3 separate regions of the Mus musculus genome follow, and regions 1 and 3 are each linked to region 2. A link is a loop called in an ENCODE intact Hi-C map of the cell type or tissue named here. Cell type or tissue: heart. All regions are shown on one strand.

Region 1 (8,000 bases), 320 kb before region 2:
TAGCCTTAACCTCTTGACTCTGCTCTTGCCTCAGCCTCACCAAGTGCTGGGATGATAGGCATGAGCTACCACACTTGGCTCCAAAGTCTTTTAAAAATGCAGCTATATAAAAATAAAACAATTTAAAAATTCAGTTCCTAAGGGCTGGAAAGATGGCTCAGCAGTTAAGAGCATTTGATGCTCTTGCAGAAGACCCAAGTTTGATTCCTAGCACCCACGTGGGGTGGGTGACACAACTGTCTAATTCTAGCTCCAGGGAGATCTGATGCCTCTAACCTCTGAGGACACTGGTATTCGATGAACATACCACACTCATAAACACAATTAAAAATAAAATAAATTTTCCAATACAGTAATTTGGTTCCTAAATCACTGATTCTCATCAAAAATAAAAGAGTCATTAAGATACAAACACAAAGCAGGAAGTTTTATATAGTTAAAAAAAAAAAATTCAAATTCTACTTAAAGGCGGTTTTCAGTTATCCCCAGGCCAGAAGGATCAGGATTATGCTAGAATGTTCCCCTAAAGTCACGGCTCATGGACGATGAGGAAACTGAAAGCCAAAAACCTGTTACTATCATTAGGAAAGAAAAACTCCTCTGAGCTGGGAGGTATTACAGGTCTGCACTTGGGAGGCTGAAGCAGACAGATCTGTGAGCCAGCCTGATCTACATAGAGAGTGCCAGGATGGCCAGGGCTACATAGAGAAACCCTATCTTAAATAAGCAAACTATTACTCTAAGCCACAGCAATGACTGCAATCGGAACGTAGGGAGGCTGCCAACCTGAACTACACAGCAAGCTCAAAGCCAGCCAGGGGTACACAGTAAGACCCAAGTGATGGAGGTAACACAGATCTATAATCCGAGCACCTGAGAGGTGCAGGCAGGAAGATCAGAGTTCATACTACTTACTGTCTGGAGAGAGAGAGAGGGGTGTGTGTGTGTGTGTGTGTGTGTGTGTATAGAACCCAAATACAAGATCTCAACTCCCACCAAAACAAAACAAAAATAACCTGTGCTTGAGGAAAGATTAAACATGAAGTCAAAACAAACACAAAATCTCCTATCTTAAAATTTGTAATGATCAGAAAAAGAGTGTCTCAACAAATCCTGATACGAGTGAAGTCAGAAGGTTCAAAATTAATTAGTTAGGTCAAATATAATCAAATCATTTATCAGAGAGTACATTTTTGAAATGTTCTTGCCCCCTGACATAGGGTGGCTGGAAAGATAAAGAGACTTACTTAGGAAGGGTTTAGATTAACCCACAGGTGGCTTTTTGTAAGGAGGTAAGAATTGAAAGCAATGTTTTGGGAACTGTCTCCCAATCTGTGCACTGAAGCCAGAGACTCAATGATAGATTGTAGCCACTGCCAAACAAACTAGATGCTGCAGTAAAGGGAAGAAGGAATTATCTAGTTACTGGGAACTAAGCAAGCTAGGCTGTTTTCCTTTGCGCATCTCCCTTTCCTAACTCATGTTTGGCAATGTCTGTGTAGGTGTCCAACTTTGCCCTGCCGTTCTGATGCTGCTCATCCAAGCTCTCCATTCACCCTGCAGCCCCAATCACTCCTAAGAACATCTAAGCCCCGCCACGCATCACTTCCTTAAGAAGGAAACCCAAACTCACATGGTATTCTCAAACTCACATAGTATTCTCCTGCTGCCGACGGGGGGTTACAAAGAGCATGCGGGTGGGGCGGGCACTACTGGCATCTGGGTGGGCACTCCACGGTTTTGCATAGCTATGATCCAGGAAAACGAGGTCCAGTTCCCGCTCATGCACTGAAAGCTGGAAGAGCAGGGAGGTACCCATCCGCCGAGCTGAAGTCTGGAAGTCCCTCTCCCCACCCCGGTGGGCCATGTCAGTAGTCAAGCAGCCAAGTCAGGGTGTGAATATCTGCATGCTAGTCACCTGCAGTGAAAGGGGGCTTGTGAATTCAATAGCTTCCATTTCTCCCAACTTTCACTATCAAAACATGTCTTTATGCTCAGCATTCGATCTTTGATTATGCACATCTATGTGTCCTCCCACACCGCCACCAAACAGAACGGTGCCATACACAATTTTATAACTGTAAACTGACAAGACTCCACAGTTCACAAAAACATGACCTTTGCAATTGCCAAGGCGTGGTGACGCACGCCTTTAATCCCAGCACTGGGGAGGCGGAAGCAGACGGATCTCCGGGAGTTCAAGGGCAGCCTAGTCTACAGAGTGGGTTCCAGGACAGCCAGAGCAATATATTGAGATCCCATCTCAAAAACAAAAACCTAAATTTGCTGGGCAATTTTCTTCCTGGGTGGTAAAGGTTTTTGCAAACCAGAGGGATCACAAACATGAATTCATCAAAAGCTAAAGGTCCCTACTTTTCGTCCCCTAAACAGGACGTGGGCAGGGCTGGTCTGCTCGGGTGGCCCCAGCACAACAGGCGGGCACCGCGGGCCTCCAAGCTTCATTGCTTTGGGCTGAGGTCAAGGGGACTCTCCTAGGGTCACGCTCCACCAAAGGTTTGCATCAACCTCATGGTACTCCGGAGTTTTGGGAAGAGAAAAACTAGAGCCCGCCCTCAGCCCGGCCGGGCCCTCAGAAGGCCTCTCCTCCTTCGCCCTCCCTCGGCGAGGCGCCCAGCAAACGGCCCGCTCCTCTGAGAGGTTCCCGCCACGGAACCGCAGAACCTCAAAACGGCCCACCCGGGCGGCGGCCCCGGAGCCCGGACGACTCGGCCAAGGTCATCCCGAGTTCCCGGCGAGGAGGAGCCGCCCGGCCCCACCTCCCCTCCCGGGGCCCTCCTCGGCCTCGCGCCTCGGCCGCCCCAGCGCCGCGTCTGCCTCCCGCGCCCCGCCCGGCCGGCCCGGCCTGGCCCGCGGCTTCAGCCCCCGACCCCTCATGCCCGCGGAGCCCCGAGGGCTTCTCCGAGCCCGCCGCCCAACGCCTGGAACCCCACGGGCCACCACCCGCGCCGGGGCAAAACCGCGTCTCACCCGCAGTTGTCGGCCGCGCGCTCGCCCGAGCCGGACCCCAATGCGCGTGCGCCTTACCTCCCGGCGCCTTGGGCTCTGAGGAAAACGCGGAAGCAGATCGCTCTCCCGGAACCGCGCGGCGGCGAGCGGCAAAGCCCGGAGCGGATCCGCGCCCGGGACCTGGCTAACCTGTGGGGAACGCGGAAAGCGCGCGCGACTCCCGGGGCAGAGACGTTCTCCCTCTGCGTTTTCTGTGGGAAAAGTGAGGACAAAGAGCAAGATAGTTCAGACCACCCCAGCGCTCGGTGTCCCCTTCCCTGTTACAGAGCTGGGTTCAATTTGCAGTGTGCGGGTGGGGTTTATTTCAGCCCATCGGGGTTTATAATCCTAGCACTCTCTGGAGGCTGAGACAGGAGGATCGAGGTGAGTTCCAGAACAACCTGAGCTACACCATGACACCCTGTCTCAAGACCTCAAAGCAAACCAGAGAGATGGGGAGATGAAGAGAGGGAGGGAAAGCTTTGCAGAATGTTGGGATACAATTCTAGGGCTCTGCGGAGTTTAATAAGAAACTGGTACAGCTCAGACTAGGATGAGGTGGAAGATGAGGCAGAGGACAGATGTAAGGTTCAATTTTTTTTTCCCCCAGGTTTTTTTAATTAGGTATTTAAAAGGATCTTTACCAATCCTAAATCAGATAGGGGACTAATATCCAATATATATAAAGAACTCAAAAACATGGACTAAAGAAAACCAAATAACCCCATTAAAAATGGGGCTCAGAGCTAAACAAAGAATTCTCAACTGAGGAATACCAAATGGCTGAGAAGCACCTGAAAAAATGTTCAACATCCTTAATCATCAGGGAAATGCAAATCAAAACAACCCTGAGATTCCACCTCACACCATCAGAATGGCTAAGATTAAAAATTCAGGTGACAGCAGATACTTGCAAGGATGTGGAGAAAGAGGAACACTCCTCCATTGCTGGTGGGATTGCAAGCTTGTACAACCACTCTGGAAATCAGTCTGGTGGTTCCTCAGAAAATTGGACATAGTACTACCAGAGAATCCAGCAATACCTCTCCTGGGCATGTATCCAGATGTTCCAACTGGTAATAAGAACACATGCTCCACTATGTTCATAGCAGCCTTATTTATAATAGCCAGAAGTTGGAAAGAACCCGGATGTCCCTCAACAGAGGAATGGATACAGAAAATGTGGTACATTTACACAGTGGAGTACTACTCAGCTATTAAAAACAATGAATTTAAGGTTCGACTTTTAACTGCTTGGCTCAGCCTTTTTCTCAACTTTGAAATGTGCAAATGCCTAAACCCTGATTCACCAGGTTGCCAGGGGAATGCAGTCAATTATTTCTGCCACCTGTCAAGAGCTCCATTGATTTCTTGATGGCAATTACTATGAGCGACCCCCACCTCCCGGTCTTAGAACTCAGTGTTATTGGTTGTTTTTTCATTTATGGAGGGGATGGAGAGACAGGGTCCCATGTATCTCAGGCTAGGCTCATTCTAGCTATGCAGCCAGGGAAGACCTTGAATTTGGTTGATGGTTTGGTTCGATTTGGGTTTTGATTTTGTTTGGTTGGTTGTTTTTGTTTTGTTTTTGTTTTTGTTTTGTGTTTTGAGACAGAGTTTCTCTATGGAGCCCTGCTGTCCTGGAACAAGCTCTGTTGGCCAGGCTAGCCTCAAACACAGAGATCCGTCTTCTGCGCATGCCCACCACTTCCTGGTTGCCCTTGAACTTCTGACTCTTCTGCCCCTCTTCTTTTCAAGTGTCCGGATTATAGGCCTGCACCACCATAGAACACTGTTTTAAACACTCAGTTGCCATCCCATTTAGGCTTAAATAAGGTAGAGGGGTCGGGAAAATTAAGCTACAAAATGTTTCTAAGTGTACAACGACTGAAAATTAATTCAAGGGGTGTAACTGGCAGTTCATGACTCACATCCACAATGTCACTGCAGCCTTGGTTCTGAGCACACAACATGCACTTTCGCACGGCTCGTGCCATTTAGCTAGCTAGAGTGCCAACAAATCTTTCGAAACCCCTTGGCTCAGATTTTAGACTACTGTATGTTATCAATTGCAGTGTTTTTGCTGTAGACACAAAGTTTTCTGCTCTTACAGAAACCTGATAGTTTTATTACAAAAACAAAGGCTCTTAATATTTTCCTATCTTTCAGCATGTGTCAAAGTAGCATTTCTTTGGATTGTGACAGAATGCCTAGTCTTAGAAATTGCATTTTGAATGGCTGACTTGGGCTTCCTAAAACAATCGTTAAGTGAATTTTAGCTTGGTATCAGGGCATACTGCCCAATCATTTCTGAGAACACTTCTGCCATTTTATAGCCTGTCTTTATATGAAGTAGCTTTCTTAGCATTAATTACTATAAAATCAAACTACCTATCCCCTCAGAGGCAGAAGGATTAGGAATTCAAGAACAGCCTCAGCTATACAACAGTAAGTCAGAGCCAACCTGGGCTATGTGAAACCCTGTCCCCCAAATTAAAAAAAAAAAAAATCAAAGGAAAAAAGAGGCCAAATGTTTTACTTTTCCATTAGAAAGACCTCCCCTTGGGTTAGAGATGGTTCAGGGGTTAAGAGAACTGACTGTTCTTCCAGAGGTCCTAAGTTCAATTCCCAGCAACCACATGGTGGCTCACAGCCATTTGTAATGGGATCCGATGCCCTCTGCTGGTGTGTCTGAAGACAGCCACAGTGTACTCATATACATAAAATAAATAAATCTTAAAAAGAAAAAAGAAAGCCCTCCCCCTCCCGTGAGGCATCATGGATTTTCCTGTATATAGATCTTGATGGTCTCACTTCTTGTATTTTCTCATCTAAATTGCATGATTTTGCCAGTAATTCATTCCAGACAGAAGAGAATTCTGTGCCTGACTTTGAACTCAAAAGGTCAGTAACAGAAGAAAAGGAAGGAGGAGTCCTCAAAGCAGGGAGGTCGATTGTCTGTGTGGGCCTCAAGCCACTTGTCTTATCTACACTCTGTCATGCGTCCTTCACCTCCCAGAGATTCTCTTTGGAACCAAGAACCTCTTATCTCTGTGATGTTCCTCTTGTTGCTAAGCTCCACTCACCCTGTGAACCTGGGACGGAGGAGCTCCAAGGAGCAAGAGGTGGCCCTGTGCAGGGAAGGAGGAGCGGGAACAAGCGTCCAAGATGCTGAGGGTTGTTGTGGAGTCCGCTTCGATTAACCCTCCCCTCAGCACCACACCCAAAGCTTTCGTAACTGTCTACTTCAGAGGTGAGAACCCAGTTCCAAAAGGCTACCTGTTCGGCATCAAAAGGTCAATTCCACTACATGAATGATGTCCTGGGGAGATTGTTTGTTTCAAAACCCGTTACCAAGCACCTAGCATCTTGGGAATGAGAAAATCAAGTCCACTGAAACAAAGGCAGTGTTGCTGGCCCTCTGTATCTGTGGACCCTGCATCTGGGAACTCAGAGTCAAAAATACTTAAGGGCAGGCAAGATGACTCATTGAATAAAGCAAATATCATTCCTACACTCCATTGGCCAAAATGAATCACAGTCCCACATGGCTTTGAGACTCAGGATACTATGTGCTAGGAAAGAAAGGGAAATAAAAATAGAGTTGCCTGCTATGTAAGTGTAGGGGGCCTTGGTCCAGTCCACATGTGCTCTTTGGTTGGTTAGTTCAGTCTCTGTGAGCCATCTGGGCCCAGGTACTTGACTCTGTAGGTTCTCTTGTGGTGTCCTTGACCTGTTCTCTCCCTCAATCCTTCCCCAACTCTTCTACAACATTCCCCAAGCTCCTTCTAATGCTTGGCTTTAGGTCTCTTTGTCTGTTTCTGTCAGCTTCTGGATGAAGCCTCTCAGAAGATAGTTGTGCTAGGCTCCTATATGCAAGCATAGCAGAGGAGCATTAATAGTTCCAGGGGTTGGCTCTCTCCCATGGCACGGGTCTCAAGTTAAGCCAGGCATTGGTAGGGCATTCCCTCAATCTCTGCTCTGCCTTTATCCCTCACGTCTAGTAGGAAGGACACATTTTTGGGTAGAAGGTTTTGTGGCAGATATGCTGCTTCATCTTCATGTAGGTCCCCTAACAATTGAAGTGGGGGCTCTCTCTGACTCAGATGCCTGCCTTCAGATTCCCTTCTCCTAGCTGGACTGCCTTATCTGGCCTCAGTGGGGAAGGATGCACTTAGTCCTGCTGCAACTTGATGTGTCAGGGCAGGTGGTACCCAAGAGAGGCTTCCCCTTTTCTGAGGAGAAGGGGAGGGGTAGTAGGGAAAGGGGCTTAATGGGGGAAGTGGTTTATGAGGGTGGGACTGGGAGGGGAGGAGGGGGCTGCAATCAAGATGAAAAGTTAATTAATTAATTAATTAATTAATGGAAAAAAAAGAACAATAGGGTTATCTATCCCACAGAGGGATAAATTTGAACTACCTGAGAAAGAATGCACAGATGCTAAGTTACAGCTGCCAGCTGACTTGACTTCTGGGGTACCCACTCCACCTCTGTTGACCCCATTCAAACCCAGACACCGGCATACTTCCCCCAACTCATCCCAGCCCCTTGGTGTCTTTGCAGATATGATGAAAAGAACTCGAGTGGAGGAAGGACATGACCCCATATGGAATGAGGTAGACACTCCGTGGCCATCCTGGAAGAGGAATGAACACCTCCAAGAGCAAAGGGGCAGGGCCAGGCACTAACCTGGTGCCTAGGGAGTCTCTCACCCAAGTTTCTTAAGACTGAGGCAACTTAGCCTAGGTTAGCCTCTGATCTGAAAGGGCTGCAAAAGCCCACAGCTGTTCTTGATCTCTCTCCCTCTTGCCTCTGGGGACGCACCACATCATGGCCCATGCACTAATCCACTGACGCCATTTGATGAATCCTAGAATCCCGAGGCAGAGCCAAGGCTCCTTGTGCAGCGTCCTCTCTTCTCTTGGTCACTCACATTGTCTCACGAGACAGTCACTCCACTTCTAACATGTCCAGGAGGCTTCAGCACAGGAACA
Region 2 (8,000 bases):
TTAAAGGACAATGCCACCACTCTTTAATACATCTTAATAAAAAATAAAATAATAAGAAAAAGAAGAACTAAGACACAGGGTTAGTGTAAGGTAGTTTGCCAGAGTGGCAGTTGACAGAAAGGGCAAAAGACCGAGACAATCTGAAAAGATGTGCTGCCCGAGGCCTTGGGACTCAGGTAGCTGAATGTCTGTAGCAGAAACAGCTCTGCACTGTTCTCTCAGCTAGAGGCAAACTGGGAAGACCCTACTAGTATGGAGATGAAATTGCTACACATTTCTAAGCAAACAACTCAGCATAAAGTGTCAAAATGTTTCATGCCCACACTCCTGTGATCCCAGCTACAGGATGCATTGCCACAGCCTAGGAGACAAAAATGGGAAATCTGGCCTGGTGAGGAGATTCATTCCTGTGTTCCCGGCACTCAGAAGTGAAAGAAGGGTTAAGAGTTCAAGGCCAGCCTGAGGTACAGGGTGAGAATGTCTGAAATGGTGGTTCTCAACCTTTCTGTGACCCTTTAATCCATTTCCTCATTTTGTGGTGACCCCCCACCCCCAGCATAAAATTATTTCGTCGCTACTTCATAACTGTGATTTTGCTGCTGTTATGAATCACAATATAAATTTCTGATATTCGAACTCCAAAAGGGTCCTGACTCACAGGTTGAAAACCACTGGTCTAAACCAGAAAGGGCTGGGATGCAGTTGAGTGGCAGAATCGCAGCCTAGCATGAGCGCGGTGTCCAGGATAGTCCTGTACCACAATGGCTCAACCACATGTCTCTATTGTGCTCCTGACTGAGCTCATGAAGAGTCTTAAAAAAAAAAATCCTCAAAAACAAAGCCTCAGAAATCTCTATATCCACCAGTCCACCAGGGGGATAGTTGGAGTCATTCCAACACATCTATAAAGAATATTATGCAGCAATTATAATATATGTGTTGACCTGGAGGAACGTCCACAAAATATTCTGTTCAATTAGAAAAGCAACTCCTCAGTCATTTATATTTTTATCTCACAAGCAAATCCATCTCGTGTATGTGCATTTCTTTGTGCTCAGGACACTTCTGTTGCCACCCTGGAGACTTCCAGGAGGGAGAGTTTCCAAGTCCCACAGTACACAAAGGGAACCCTCAACCCCTCCTTGCTTCAAATCATCTCCAGGCTCAAAATATTAATTGTGCTGAGGCTGAGAAAAATCTGGCTTAGTGTGGGTCGGGGACAGAAAGAATAAATGCCAAATTGCCAGCTTGTGTTGTTTGTGTTATATGATTTTTTTTTTACAATGTGCTTTTGATGCACATTGACTAAGAATGGCCTCCATGGTCTCATATATTTGAAGGCTTCGTCATTAGGGAGTGGCATTACTTGACAGAGATTAAGAACTATGGCCTTGTTGGCAGAAGTGTGTCTCTGCAGGTGGGCTTTGAGGGTTCAAAAGCCCAAGCCAGACCCAGCGTCTCTCACTTCCTTCTGCCTGTGGATCCTGAGGTAGAACTCTCAGCATCTCCTCCAGCACCATGTCTGCCTGGATGCTGCCCTGCTTCCCTCCATGATGATAACGGGCTAAACCTCTGAATTGTAAACCAGCCCCAATTAAATGTTTTCCTTCATAAGTGTTGCCGTGGTCACAGTGTCTCTTCACCCTAACAAAGACATCTAGTCTTGGTTTTCCTGAGTGTTCTCTAAAGGAGGAAAGATGGTGGAGCTGGCTGATGGGGCTGACTGGGGTTTTCCCTCTTAATGTGGACACAAATCAATAATGGGTTCATTGGAGGAAAGATGCCTTGAATTAGGAATTAATCCAGATGATTGTAGTGGAGACAAGGAAGTAAAAATGAAAACTATGCAAAGTGTAAGCCCATCTTCACAGTCAAGAAATTTGGTGCCTCATTATAGGCTATTTTTTTTTCTTGGTTGAGGGCAGCCATGAAGACCAGGTTAGTTCCTCTGAAGGAATGTTCCACCAGACCCTTTTGAAAATAACCTACAAGGGGTAGGTGACAACACCCAGGAATTTAGTCCTTTGTAGTTTTCCTCAACTTGACCTTTTGTAGTCACAAGCTCTATAAACTATATTTTTGGTCCAAGCGGCAGGATTTACTAAAAGTCATTTGATATTATTATGTCAGGCCTCTGCAAGGTACTTAAGATTTCATCACTGGGACGCAATTAGGGAAGCATAGATACTGTATGCAGCCATAGTGTTTCAGGAATGTTCCACAACGAGAATAAATCGAAGAAGCCAGTGTTTGGAAATCTAGTGAACGCTCTGCCGTGAGTTGTCAGGCTTTACCTGTGTGCAACACTGAGCAATGGAGGACGTTTTCTGTCTAAATTAGAGACTTCTGGCCACGGTGCCTATTGTCATTTCCAGTTGCATTATTAACTTTCTTTCTGTCCCTCCTCCTCCTAGTATCCTCATCGTGGTGGAGTGGCCATCAGGAGGTATCCTACATCTATGCCTCCAAAGCCCTTCTGCACCGCACCCCCCGCACCCCCCTCATCCTTGTCCCTGGGGCCAACACCATCACCTCCCATAACATTACTATAGGAGGAAAACTGAGGACGGTGCAACAGCTTTAATCCCAGCAGAGGTAACCAGATCTCTGTGAGCTTTAGACCACCCTGATCTACATAGGGAGTTAAAGGTCAGCCAGGCTACATAGTGATACCGTGCTTAAAAAACAAAACAAAACAGAGTGGAGGAGGGAATTGAGGCTAAGACTGTGTGTGTGGGGGGGTGTACTGTCAATTTCTGACGGAGTGGGCCATTGCAACAATTTGGTAACAACTAAAGCTGTCTGCAGTCTCGAACCCGTGGCTAACAGGCATAACAAACACAACAGGCTTCCTGAGCTCACGCCCAAGGTTGTATGATTCGTGGTGGAAGCCCTTGACTGCGGGAACTTCGGCTTCCACAGCACCTCCACTACAAGAACTACTATGTGGCTGGGACACTGGGCGCGAACACTCAAGCGGACAGGTCATGAACCCGAAAGCCGCTAGCTGTCAGGGTGACTGACGCCACGCCCCGGAGGCGGCGGGAGTCTGCGCGGCCCACGAAGAGGCAGAACTGCGCATGTGCGGCGTCTACTTTTAGCGCTGCTTCGGCTGGTCGGGGCAGGAAGCGGAAGACTGACCGGGCGTTGTTAGACTCCCACCAACGGAAGTCCCGCCCATCTTGCTCAGCCTGTTCCCGGAAGTGCATCTGCTTGTCTCGGGCGAGATGGCTTCAAGGTTACTTCGCGGAGTGGGCGCTTTGGCGGCGCAGGCCCTGAGGGCCCACGGCCCCCGTGGCGCGGCCGTGACCCGCTCCATGGCTTCTGGAGGTACGTGACCAGCTGGGCGGGACAGGCCGGTGTCCATGGCCTCCGGCGTGGTTGGTGATGGGCGGTCGAGCGGGGTCGGCCATTAGCGTTCTCTCGAGCCCTGCTGACCACCTTAGGCTCCGGGAGCCGGCGCTCTGTCCGGTCTTGCTGTAATTTCGGCCGCCCACCCGATCGAACCCGCTTTCAAAGTGCCCTCACTGGAAGGTGCCGGGTGACCTTGGAACACAAGGACTTGGAGGGCTGAAAAAGCGCTGGACCAACATTCAAATCCCTTGCCCGCCACCAGCCAGTATACTCTCATGACTTGATTGTAGGGAAAGTCGACAACCAAGCTTCCGCGGTGGGAAGGGAAAAACGGTATGGCTTGGGAGTCATGCCTCAGTGGGCTTAGGGGACTGTGGGAATGGGTAGCTTGGGAACCCACCAAAGAAGCGGATAACGTCACCTTTCCCGTGTTGATCTTTTTATCGTGTATCCATCGTGGTCATATCAATTGCCGTAGCTCATTTTTCTTCTTCTAGGTGGTGTCCCCACTGATGAGGAGCAGGCTACTGGGCTGGAGAGGGAGATCATGATAGCAGCACAGAAGGGACTGGTAAGGAGAAATGCTGTGTCCTCTGGAGCCCTGGGGCTTGGATGGGATTAGAGGAGTTCCTGTCAGCCAGCGTCTGGTCCTGACAACCCAGCTTGTAGGAACGGCCCTTTTGCAGTGCAGTGGCAGGCGTTATCTGTCATAAATAGTCAACTCTTGTCTCTTTCAGGACCCATACAATATGCTACCTCCAAAGGCAGCTTCAGGCACCAAGGAAGACCCTAATCTAGTCCCGTCCATCAGCAACAAGAGAATAGTGGGCTGCATCTGTAAGCACTTTGTTTTTATTTTCTGGCCCATTTGTTTATAACCTGCCTCACAGAATGTCTATAAATTGCTTCAGATATGTGTGTATGATGGACTGTATGTGTGTAAAAATGTAAATATGTGTATACATTGTTGTAAGGGTTGTTGACTGTCTTAAGTCTCAGTATGCATGAGAAGTCACAGAAGGCAGATGACCCTGGAGCTGTAGTTACAAGCAAGGCTGTGAGCCACTTTGCTGTGGCTACTGGGAATTGAACTCAGGTCCTCTGGAAGAGCAGTCCATGCTTTTAATTGCTGAACTATCTTTCCAGCCCAGATTATTTACACACACACACACACGTATGTACATACATATGCCAGGTACTGTTTGTTTCAAGCACTAGGGATACACATGAGTACAGATCCTGTTTTGGAATTTTGCATAGGGACTGGAATTGTTAGAACCTACAGTGACCCCATACAAGGTTATCTTACTCACAGGTAAATGCATCCCCGCTTTTTCATTTGAAGGAGCGGAGCGTGAAGTGGTCTCCTAGTCAGTGGCAGTTTTGTTGCTGTGTCCGAAGTGTCTGTAGGAAAGAGGTGAATGCTGAAAGCCTCCCTCTGTACATGGACGCTGGATGACTGTCAACCGTCTTTCCCTTTCAGGTGAAGAGGACAACTGTACTGTCATCTGGTTTTGGCTGCACAAAGGCGAGAGTCAGCGATGCCCCAACTGTGGAACCCATTACAAGCTGGTGCCCCACCAAATGGCCCACTGAGCCCCTGTGTTATCTTTTCAGAATGTAAAGAAAAACTTCTCTCTAATAAAGATTAGCCATTGCACTGGCTCCTCCCATAGCTGGCTAGTCTTATGTCTATAGTCTTTTTTTTTTTAATATATATATATTGAGACCACCTATCTCTTAATACTAGTTTGGCATCCACTTAGAATGTAAAACCAGTATAGAATTGTTAGAATTTTATTTTTAAAAAATTTTAAACTTTTTGTTGTTGCTGTTATTTGTTTGCTTTTCGAGACAGGGTTTCTCTTTTCTCTGTGTAGCCTTGGCTGGCCTGGAACTCACTCTGTAGACCAGGCTTGCCTTGACTTCAGATTCTGAGTGCTGGGATTAAAAGTATCTGCCACCACAGCCTGGCTAAAAATTCTTTTAAATTTTAACTTTTATATAATGTAGAGGGGGCAAAAACCAAGGGGGATTGTTAGGGGCAAGAGCAGTGACAATATGCTGACCTTGCTCAGATCTTCATGGTTCCGTTTTGCCCTGCTAATGACTGAATAACTGGGCCATATGCTACAGAGACACTAACCCTGACGCAGGACTTAGGGGAAGGACGTTACAGAGCTCCAGCCCACTCTGTCCTCCAGTGAGAACTGTCACTGTGATCTCTGCACCTGTCAGTGGTTCCCTTTAAAAGGGAGAATGAAGAAAGAGAGACGCACTGAGCTGGACCCGGTCATGGAAGTCCCAGTCACTTGAGAGACTGCCGTGAGACGATACCTGAGCCTGGGTGACCTAGACCTCACTCTATAAAATAACAGTGATGATTGGAGCTTAGTATTGGTGCCTAGGTATTTACTGAATTTTTATGTGTGAGGAGTTTTTCTTTGGAAATACTCACGGAAATATAAACTGGGGAGGGCAGCCACAGCTCATCTCAGCCAGCAAGTTTATGATTCATGTTGAAATTCTCAAGGCAGATCCCTATAAAGTGGAAATGCCTTCTCATTCTGTGTTGAAATTTGCCAGAGGTGACTTTGGTTACTATCTATTAAGCGGGTTCACTATACATAATTTCCCGGTTGATTTCAGGGATGGAAAGTGGAGTGGCCCACCATCTTGGTGACCGGTTTGGAAGGTGTAGTGTAAGCCTTTGCTTCCACTCTTTCCTCTGAGTGATCATCTCTGCTTCCAAGCAGTCAGGCATCGATTGGCCACTTGAGGCCTTTGCTGTGGGAAGGGAGTCCCGTTGAGCTGTTAAATCTTCCTCTGCCAGCCGGGCGTGGTGGCGCACGCCTTTAATCCTAGCACTTGGGAGGCAGAGGCAGGCGGATCTCTTGAGTTGGAGTCCAGCCTGGTCTACAAAGTTCCAGGACAGCCAGGGCTATACAGAGAAACCCTGTCTTGTAAAACCCCCCCCCCCCCCAAAAAAAATCTTCCTCTGCCAATCTCACTTTAAATGCTGTTCCTCACTAGCTGGACCCTGAGGGCTCCATGTACTGCTGGGAAGTTCCTGTTTGCAGCCTGGTGCACTGCACTGTTTTCACACGCTCCATCACGCTCTATAGAAAGATCTAGATCATTAGGTCAGTCTATGTTCTCCCGGGCTTCTTATTGCCAAATCCCCCCTCGCTGCTTTTCTTTTAACATTTGTTACCAGTACAGAAAGGAGAATATCCAGGACGTTTCCCGGCTGTGGTGTGCAGAACAACAGTCCTCTCAAGGTGTCCACATCCAAATCGCCCCACCCCCAAACCTGTGTGTACTTTAGGTCATACAGCCAATAGGAATTAAGGTTGTGGATGGAATTGGGTTTGCTGGCCTTAGAGCTAGGACAGCTGGCTGGCTGGCTGGTCACCTCTTGCTCAGCATGTAAACTACCAGCTGCCCAGCCTGATGACAGAGTTCGATCCTTGGAACCCTCATGGTGGAAGGAGGGAACTGTTAGTTGTCCTCTGCCCTCCACACATGTGCTATGGCATACATGCACACTAATAAATGAGCCAAGAAATGCTAATGGTCTCTGGAAGGCAGGTGAAAGTTATTATCTGGTCTCCAGATAGGAAGGCCTATGGGTGCTCTGGTTTTAGCTCAGTGAGACCCGTGCTGGGCTGCTATGTAAGATAATAAAAATTTTATATCCTAAGTCACTGCATTTGTGATTAACTTTTTATAGCAGCAATAAGAAACTAAAACAGACTAGTGAATTCTTGAGTCCATAGGCCTTTAATTTGGCTGCACTTTGGAATCACCCAAGATCTACAAGTCTTAGGACCCAGGCCATCCATCCTACTGACACAGTCTCTGGTGGTGGGACTTGGGTAGCAGAGCTTTGGCTCCCTAGGTGCTTCTAGTCTTGGCTAGCCACATGGGCTTGGGTAGCTCCTGTAGCATCCCGGGAGCATCTGGGCTCTGAAGGAAATGCAGTGTTTTGCACAGAAGAGGGTTTCATCTGAACCTTTGGTTCTGTCTCCTGCCACCAAGGAAAAATAAATTATCTGCAAGCTCAAGAATAAACATTTCCAGGACTACTTGCAAATTGCTAATCTGATGTTCCATTATGTATGTATATATGTATGTATGTATTTTTGTTTTTATTTTGATCTAACTGGCTGGTGTGGAACTCCCTGTGTAAACCAGACTGGCTCAAACCTGCCTGCCTCTGCCTCTCGAGTGCTGGAATTAATGCTGTATGCCACCACTGGTGCACCTTTTGTTTTGGTTTTCGTTTTATTCTGTGTGCACAAATGCATGTGCATCATTTGTGGCCATGTGGACTGTGGCACACATAGAAGTCAGGACAACTTTGAGAGGTCTGCTCTGTCCTTCCATTGTGTTTGGGAGGCTGGCTCATGACACCAGGCTTGCGTGCCAAGTGCCTTTACCCACTGAGCTCCATCTTTAGCTCTTATGCTACATCCTACAGACTATTAATTCCTCCAGTGTGACTATCAAAATTAGGAAAGTACAGTTTATATATTTAAGTCACCTAATCTCTAGGCATCAAGTTTTCCTAAGTGTTCATTAGTTTTGTATTTTTTTATGATGAGTGTATGAGTGAAAAATGTTGCTGTATAACCCAGGCTGGC
Region 3 (8,000 bases), 340 kb before region 2:
CCAACTGTATGATCAACGTTATTATCAGTAGTAACAAGATAAATTGAATCATGTATCCTCTGACAGAATACACTGAGAAGCAATGTCACCTTTGTGGCATTCCTGACAAAACTAAACATCTTCAATAGATCAGAGAAAAACATGTAAAAGAACTATCGATATTTTATAACTGATCAGCCATCTTCAACCATGTCAAGGTTCCAGAAAACAAACACTGAAGACTAGGCATGGAGACTCAGGAGGCTAAGGGCAGAAAGATCCTCCTCAAGGCCATTCTCAGCTACATTGTAAATATGAGTACAGTCTGGGCTACATGAAATCCTGCCTCAAAACAAATAAGAAAGAGAGGGAGAAAGGGGCTCACTTTCTCTCCAACCTCCCTCCCCTTCTCCCTCTCTCTGTTCCTCTCCTCTCTTGGGAGATACTGATGAAATCTAGGTTTGTTATTTAGATTAGACAATACTATCAAATCGACATTTTGATTATATTTTGTCTAGGTGAGGGATAGAGGAGATTTCAGATTTCTTGTACTAGTGCTGTAGTTTTTTGAAATAGGTTCAAGGGCCAGCTAGCTATTGCTTTAGCCTCCTGAATACATTTTGGGATTATAGGATGCAAGTTTAATTGTTCCTTCAGCCATACTGGTCTGTCTTTATTCGGCCACGGATAAACATTCTCTAACATTTCAATACGTTCCCTCTCGTCCTTCGGGAGATGGACCCACCTGAGATTATCATCAGCTCCCCCAACCACCACCAAGCTATTTTCTGCTCGAATCTTTTCCCGGAAGTCCTCCATGGCTTCAGGGTGACACTGTAGAGAATTCTGACCAATGACGAAGAGGACTGGAGTCTTCATGTCCAGGAGGGGATCGTCCACATCCTGGAAGAGGCAGGAGTTTAGATGTAAGCAGTTGGCCCTCAACTAATGCCGATGCAGCATGCACTCCACTGTTCCACATTCCTGCTGCCCCCCACTCCCACTGCCAAAGACCAAGCAGTTTCATCTCCCTCTTACCCCCCTGGGTCCATCCACAGTAAGCAGAGGAAACCCAAGGCAGACAACAGCAGTGACGTACTCCATCACAGACACCTGTACATAATAAAGGCATCATTCAGCTTTAGGATAAGTAAATTCACTACACCCCAGCCTCCCCAGAATGCAAGTGGGCCTGGGTAGCCCAGAGCCACCAGTCAGTCCCAGCTTTTCTTGCTTGTTCTAGCCTTCAGTTTTGTCAGCCATACATGATTAAGAGTACAGAGCACAGGCAGTCACCACCTAGAGAACTGGAACCCTGATAGGACCTTCATACACACCTGAGTCTGATGGGAGCTGTCATACTTTAGTCCTGCTAGACAATCTAGACTAGAACCCCCCTTACTTATGACTTTGTTATTGAGAACAAATATAATCAAAAGAACACAAATGTTACCAGGCTGGGAGATATAGGAAAGACAGAGTAGCACACTTATCTCATATGTGCAAGGCCCTGGCTCCATCTCTAGAACACACAGAGATACCCCAAACACAGAAAAAACACAAATGCCAACACTGTCCCTTAAAAGAAGAAATCTCTCATCAGCAGTTTTAAGGGACACTCCCACACAGCTGAGGCTTCTCAAGGCGTGTGGGCCTGAGAGTCTGTCCTGCGCGGGCGTGTGGGTGTGCAGGCATGCAGAGGGTAGCAGATGCTTGTTTTCACTACTCTACACCATACTTGACTACACTGGTTGGAAGAACTGGGACTCTTCAAACATGAAGTCAACATCAAATTCAAAACTAATTTGTGTCTATTTGAAATGTTAAGCAGAATAAATCTTTAAAAAAAAAAAAAAAAAGAAGAAGAAGAAATGTTAAGGAGAGACCATAGTATGTATTTAAGTCTGGGGGGAAAAGGACCCCCCCCCCCCAGATACATGCTCTGTCATATATAAATGAAACACAGATTTGAAACTTTTAAGATTGTTTAGTTTTCTTCTCTTAAGAAGTTTGGAGTACATGGGGGACTTTTGGGATAGCATTGGAAATGTAATTGAGGAAAATACGTAATTATATATATATATATATATATATATATATAAAGAAGTTTGGAGTAAAGCTGGTGGGCAGTGGTGGTGCACGCCTTTAATCCCAGCACTCGGGAGGCAGAGGCAGGCGGATTTCTGAGTTCGAGGCCAGCCTGGTCTACAGAGTGAGTTCCAGGACAGCCAGGGCTACACAGAGGAACCATGTCTCAAAAAACCAAAACCAAAACCAAAAAAAAAGTTTGGAGTAGCCTAAACTTATATATAGTTCAAGGTAGCCCAAAACTCATGGCAACCTTCAGGCCTCAGGCCCCAGAGCTGACATTACAAGCATGTGCCATTACACTTTGGAGGTTTCAGCAAAATAATCCAGAGCACAGAGAAAGTGGGCAGGAATAGAACAAGCAAGCCTGACTATGAGCTCATCCCTGAAAAAGCTGGGTGAAGAGATCAACGAGTTTACCTACTGCTCTCTCCTTCCTATTGTAACGTTTCTGTAATGTTATCCAAAACTAAGACTGTCCTCCACAGTGTAAATGCAGTAGCTTCCCATGCAGAGTACCTACTACTAAGACAGACAAGGAAGATCTCAGAGTAAGAAAGGTTCCCAGAACCACCTTCAGGTTTTCAGTAACCTCCAAATACGTCAGAAACTACTTACATGACAGGCCACCAAAGCTCCCGTATTCCATCCAATCAGGATGATGGGTTTGTGTGGGAAATGGCTGTGAATCTTTGTGGCAAGAGAAAAAAAGACAGTAGGTAAGATGGGAGACTCCCTGGCACAGAACAATCACACACAGGGTACATCTCAGCCAACTAAACCCAGGCATTCTCACCTCTAGCACTTTGCTTCTCACGGCCCCAATCATGTGTTCGAGGCACTGCAGAACTCCTACCCCACTGCCATTGTTCAGTAGATGGGTCGCTACAGGGATGACCTAAAGGGAGAAAGAGCATCCATGCCAGGAGTGCCAAGATTCAAATCTCGATTCTGCTTGATATCCAAATCCCTTAGACATGTGACACTTAATGCCAAAATCAGAGTTAGGGGAATGAACCACATTTGTGTTTAACAAACTCAACCCCTCCCCCACACTCTTCTCTTTAATCCTCCAAGACTGTACACATTCCTACCCAGAATTCCTCTTGCCCTTACAATTACCTTGCCTAAGCAGGAGAGCTGAGACTGCCAGAAGCGGTGGCGGCGTGAGGCAGGGAACACAGAGCTGGAGGGACCAGAGGAGACGATGAGAATCAAAGGAGAACCAGGGAGCTTGCTCTGAGGAGACAGAATCCCGTCCAGAACCACTGAGTGAGGCGTGCTCATCTACAAGCCCGCAGCAACTGTAGCAAACTCTTCCTGCACCAAGCACGGGTCCTTTGCTTATGACTAGAGGGACGGCTCAAGCCGCTAAGAGCACACACTGTTCTTCCAGGGAAGCTGACAGCAGTTCTCAGCACCCGTATCAAGTGGCTCACAAAGGCCTGTAACTCGCCTAGGGAATGCGAACCCTCTTCTGACCTCCACGAGCACAGGAGCATCTGCACTCACACGCGAGTGCACACACACTTTAAAAACAAAGAACCCAAGCTAATAATAAGAAAAGTTAAGCCACTTATCACCTCTTGCCAAGCCTCTAAAGGCTCAGCCTGAACATTCTATATGCACTTAAAGGCTGCTGATGTTAAGCCAAGGCTGAACAGCCAACTTACTGGTTTGTTATGTGAAAGCACACCAACAGCAGGGTCCCAGGGCCTCTTGAGGAGAAGGGACAAGGCCTCCGCTCCTGCAGCCCCAGTTTTGGTGTTGGACGACACAAGCATCCGATCTATCAAAGTTGGGATCTACGAAGAAGGAAGAACAAAGACGTTTCCAGTGTGGAGTGAGAAACCTTCCCTTCAGCTGCAACCAGCTGCATGAAGAATCCCACTGCGCTCCTAGCTCTTAAGCACAGCCACAAATCACAAATGAGTCCACAGCCAGAGAGTGCACTCCTGTGGAAGCAAAGCAGCGCTGATCCTCTGGAAGGCAATCTGGTGGGGTTCGTTCTGCCATCCTTTTCCCTCATGACTGTACTTCAGGTACTTTCTCACATCCGAAGACACAGAAACCAACCTCAGCTATGGTGGTTGTGGGGTGGAACACTGCAGAGCACGGGATATAAAAGACCCTGCTTCAACAGACAAATAGTCTTCAAGATGAGACATGCATAATGAACCCTGTTATTGTTCCCCCCAAATATATCCTACTATATTATGTATATTTTGCTTTATATCATATCCTGTTTTTAACTAACTATTCCCCAAAAAAGTGACCTCACCAATATATAAATATAGGTTTCAGACATGCTGATGCTTATACTGCGAAGAATTATCTTCATAAATTCCACAATACCCACAGAGAAGTCAAAACAATCTCAAGGAAGAAAGGAAAGGTTTTAAGTGTGATAGGTTTTCTCAGACAAGAGAATATGGTGTGAGGCAGGCATAAAACTCCAAAGGCAAAGGGAGAGGGAGGAGCATGGGAGGGAGAGGGGGAGAGAGAGAGGGAGAAAAACATGCAGAGTCAGAAAGACTGATTTGAAGCGGGGAGTAGCTCTTATCTAGGATTTGCAAAGCCCTGGGTTTAATCTCTAGCACACAAAATAACTAAAATAAAATGGACAATGTGGTATGTTACTTGAAATCCCTCTTCTGTCCTTCATGTAAATATGCTTCAGATAAGTAAGTTTAAGAAGATTTGAAATCTGGGTCCAGCACTCAGGAAGCTGAAGCAGGAGGGTATCTAATTCAAGGCCAGAAAAGGAAAACCCTGTCTCAAAAAAGTAAGTAAGTAAACAACAAAGGGAGAAGAGACACCGAGAGGAGCTGTGCGTGAGACTGTGCACATCTAGACTGCCTCAATGCACTCAGTGCCTTACAAAGCACCAAGCTAATCCTGCAGAGGGATTTTCTCTCAAAGGGTGAGAAAGACAAACCAAGTTAGGGGTGGTGGGGAGGGATGTGCAGTGCTAAAGCCATTGCGGGAGGGGGGGGGGACGGGGACGGGGACGGGGGGGACGAAGACAATGACACAGAAAGCACTAACTGGTGATAGTGCCATCCAACAGAGCAGGGAAAGTGAGCAAGAAGTCGCATCTGAAGCACCAATTTATAAGGTGACGCAGGCCTAGGAGAGGCAGGACTCTACCGTGAGATGAGGTATGAGCTATAAGCCAAAGGCACAGCTGGGTATAGTAGCCCAGGCTTGGTATAGTAGCTCAGGCTGGTATGGTAGCCCATTCCCACAATCCCAGAGTTTGGGGAGCAGAGGTTGGAGAATTAAACAAAGTTCAAGGCTGTCTGGTCTACAAAGCTAGTTCTAGGCCAGACAGGGTTACCCAGGGAGACCTACTCTCAAAACAACAAAAAGCAAGCACATGTTGTGGGGTTTATTCCAGACCCAAGTAGACTTAAATACCAGATTCCAGCAAGGAAGAAGGAGTACGCAGTGACAAAGGCTCACCACCCACAACTGGCCTTTCTTTATAACTCCCTTTAATCACTGAGGTTACTTATACATCCTTCTCAGGCAGTAGTCTACGTAGGAAACTGAAAAGCCCTGAGGCTCACTGTCAACATGAAAAAGCCATTAGTTACTGACTTCCACCTAAGCTTTATGGCCTTTTCAGCCCTGTATGCTTCTGTCTCAACAAAAAAAAGAAGACCCTGAGATTGCTGTCCCTTCTCTGCTAGGAGGGAAAAGAGCAGCCAGGTGCGTGTAAAGCCTAGCACGTATTTTAAAGCAAAACAACCCATGCTCACTAACAGCTGTAAGTCTGGTAATAGAGGAGCTACCAATAGAGAGAGAGCACAGCCTAGGGCAGAAAGTACCTTACATTCAATGTGCTTACTGGCTAGTGTACCAGGCACAGCCATGCCACTTCAGCTAGCCCACACTGGACTCCAGCAGTATATCCAGGTAGCACTAGCTGTGCACACTTAAAGAGTGCACGAAAGGGGTCTATCATGCTCAAAATATCGATCACCTCATTCACAGTAACTTACACAAAAGTAGCTGCAGCCTTGTCTCTTCAAGCAAGGGAATTACTTCTAAATCCTGGTCATGGCAAGTGTGGCAGAGCTACCATTACCCTGGGGACTACCAGCACTCTCCCCCATAGCACACTGTCCACCAGATAAACTTCTTGTTGCTCCCTCCCATGCAAGGTAAATATTAGCTAAAGAAAAAACTGAGGTCAAAGATCCTACCACACATTAACCGTTGTATCTAGCTCTAAGTTCTCTTTTATACTGGCACACAACCAGTTTTCTTCAGCTTTCTCATAAACACAGCATTTTCTAACTTCAAAAAAAATTACGATTAAGAAACAATGAAACTAGAAGTTCTGAGGACGTAACTCTGTGAACATATGACAGAGCAGATATAAGGACCTGGGCTCCACCCCACTAGCACCAAGGAAAAGAAAAGGAAAGTGAAAAACTGAATTCAGAATCAAGACCAGCTTGTGCTGGAACAAAGCACACACTCCTCAAACCCCTATGAGGGCCACTTACATAATCCTCGGTGGCTACTGTGTGTGGGCTGTGGACTTCCCTCCCATATGCTGGCTTATGTGTCAAGAACTCCACCTCATTCACTAACTCAAGCCCTACAATGAACTTGCAGTGTAGACCAAGCTCCAAGTGATGGAGAGCCACCTGCCTCTGCCTGTACAGTTCTGTGGTTAAAGGTGTGTAGCACCATACTCAGCCTACAGTCCATCTCTTCATGAGGAGAGTTAACTCAGAAGGTACCCTTGGTCCTCCTCTGCTCAGCCTCGTCTCTTCCACCACAGTTCAAGTCAGCGATGACTCAAGGTAAGAACTACAAGGCTATAGAGGGAAATTATGTATCCTGGTTTTCAGATACCACACTTTATCCAAAAAAATGGCACGACTGAAGAAATTTATACCAAATAGAAGGGAAAATGATCCCCTTTTCCATTATAATAGCCAAATTGTTAGCTTCTGTGCTGACCTAGTCACAGGGCCTTGTGCAAACCCTCTGAACTCACAGCAAACCCTGGCTGCTGCCACTCGGGCAAACCAAGCACAGTCTTACCTTCCCTTTCAGTGTCTGCAGGGCATCCAAGTAAGCAGCCAGCATGGGCAGGCTCAGGGTCTCCACGAGGGTGGTGTGCAGCCACTGGGTCAGCTTGGTGTCCCAGCTGACACTTGCCAGCGCCTGCCGCACCCTCCTTGCACACTTGTCCACAGCCACGCGACGCAGCACAGGCTCATTGCAAGCCTGAAAGGTGTTCACAAAAAGAATAAAACAAGAGTTACGCTCCGTGAGCAAGCTGGGGGCTGAGGGGAGAGAGCACACAGGACACAACAACCCCCGAGGCCAAAACTAAGAGAGTCAACTATAGACAGACTTCCAATGTCTTACCCCTTCATTGGCCAATCGTGCAAGCCGGTCAGACTGCAGGGCTTTGAGGATCTTGTTAAATAGCTTATTCTGAGCCACTGTCCAGCCAGTCCTATAACAGAAACTCTGAGGAATTAAAATGCAACCCTGAGGACATTTCCCATGTATGTCCACCATATAAAGAGATACTGTCATATTTTTGTTCTCATTACAAAAAGTCTAAGGCCACTAAGCTAAAGCATGAACTCTAGCTTTTGGTCCCAATTCCGCCAATGAATCACCTTACCATACACCGCAAGTCACAACAAATCATGGAGCTTTTTTTTCAGTGCTCAAAAGCTATTTATTTATCTGGTGGCTAAAATAATCACATTTGTAACAAAAGACAAGTTTCAGTTCTATTTATTTCCAGTACGGTCTCACTTCAAACTGTACTCAAACTCTAAACTCTTCTCCTGCCTCGGCCTCCATAGTGCTGGGATTACAACACATGCCACAACAGTTGATCAGCGTGCATTTGAATGTAAGGTTTGAATCAGTTTGAAGAGCAAAGATGTAAC

Evidence for each region. Peaks named below come from ENCODE experiments on the same cell type or tissue, not always from the same donor. Only the 100,000 strongest peaks of a DNase experiment are listed, where the experiment ranks them.
Region 1: it touches region 2 in a loop (2.0-fold over the local background); 5 of 42 quality-filtered maps call a loop at or near these places.
Region 3: a loop joins it to region 2, with 2.5 times the contacts of the local background. A loop is called at or near these places in 5 of 42 quality-filtered maps.

What each region holds. Positions count from the first base shown.
Region 1 is chr1:36,366,117-36,374,116 of GRCm38, forward strand. Kansl3 (KAT8 regulatory NSL complex subunit 3) reads right to left here and starts at 3,065. Exons shown (of 22, transcript NM_001310513.1): 1 at 2,989-3,065; 2 at 1,653-1,918. The coding sequence starts at 1,867. Fer1l5 (fer-1-like 5 (C. elegans)) reads left to right here and starts at 6,074. Exons shown (of 53, transcript NM_001277076.2): 1 at 6,074-6,259; 2 at 7,570-7,622. The coding sequence starts at 6,175. In heart, no CTCF peak of the experiment used is centred here; DNase peaks (open chromatin) are centred at 2,105 and 3,025; H3K4me3 peaks cover 2,314 bases; H3K27ac peaks cover 1,417 bases.
Region 2 is chr1:36,688,360-36,696,359 of GRCm38, forward strand. It overlaps Cox5b (cytochrome c oxidase subunit 5B), which reads left to right and starts at 3,128. Exons shown (of 4, transcript NM_009942.2): 1 at 3,128-3,330; 2 at 3,852-3,925; 3 at 4,092-4,191; 4 at 4,838-5,029. The coding sequence starts at 3,228. The coding sequence ends at 4,950. In heart, no CTCF peak of the experiment used is centred here; DNase peaks (open chromatin) are centred at 2,522 and 3,112; H3K4me3 peaks cover 2,081 bases; H3K27ac peaks cover 1,652 bases.
Region 3 is chr1:36,350,909-36,358,908 of GRCm38, forward strand. It overlaps Kansl3 (KAT8 regulatory NSL complex subunit 3), which reads right to left. Exons shown (of 22, transcript NM_001310513.1): 4 at 7,462-7,552; 5 at 7,132-7,317; 6 at 3,741-3,872; 7 at 3,190-3,306; 8 at 2,864-2,965; 9 at 2,686-2,757; 10 at 1,018-1,092; 11 at 725-882. Among named protein-coding and RNA genes, the nearest start is that of Mir6898, 6.2 kb to the left of the region's middle. In heart, no CTCF peak of the experiment used is centred here; no DNase peak of the experiment used is centred here.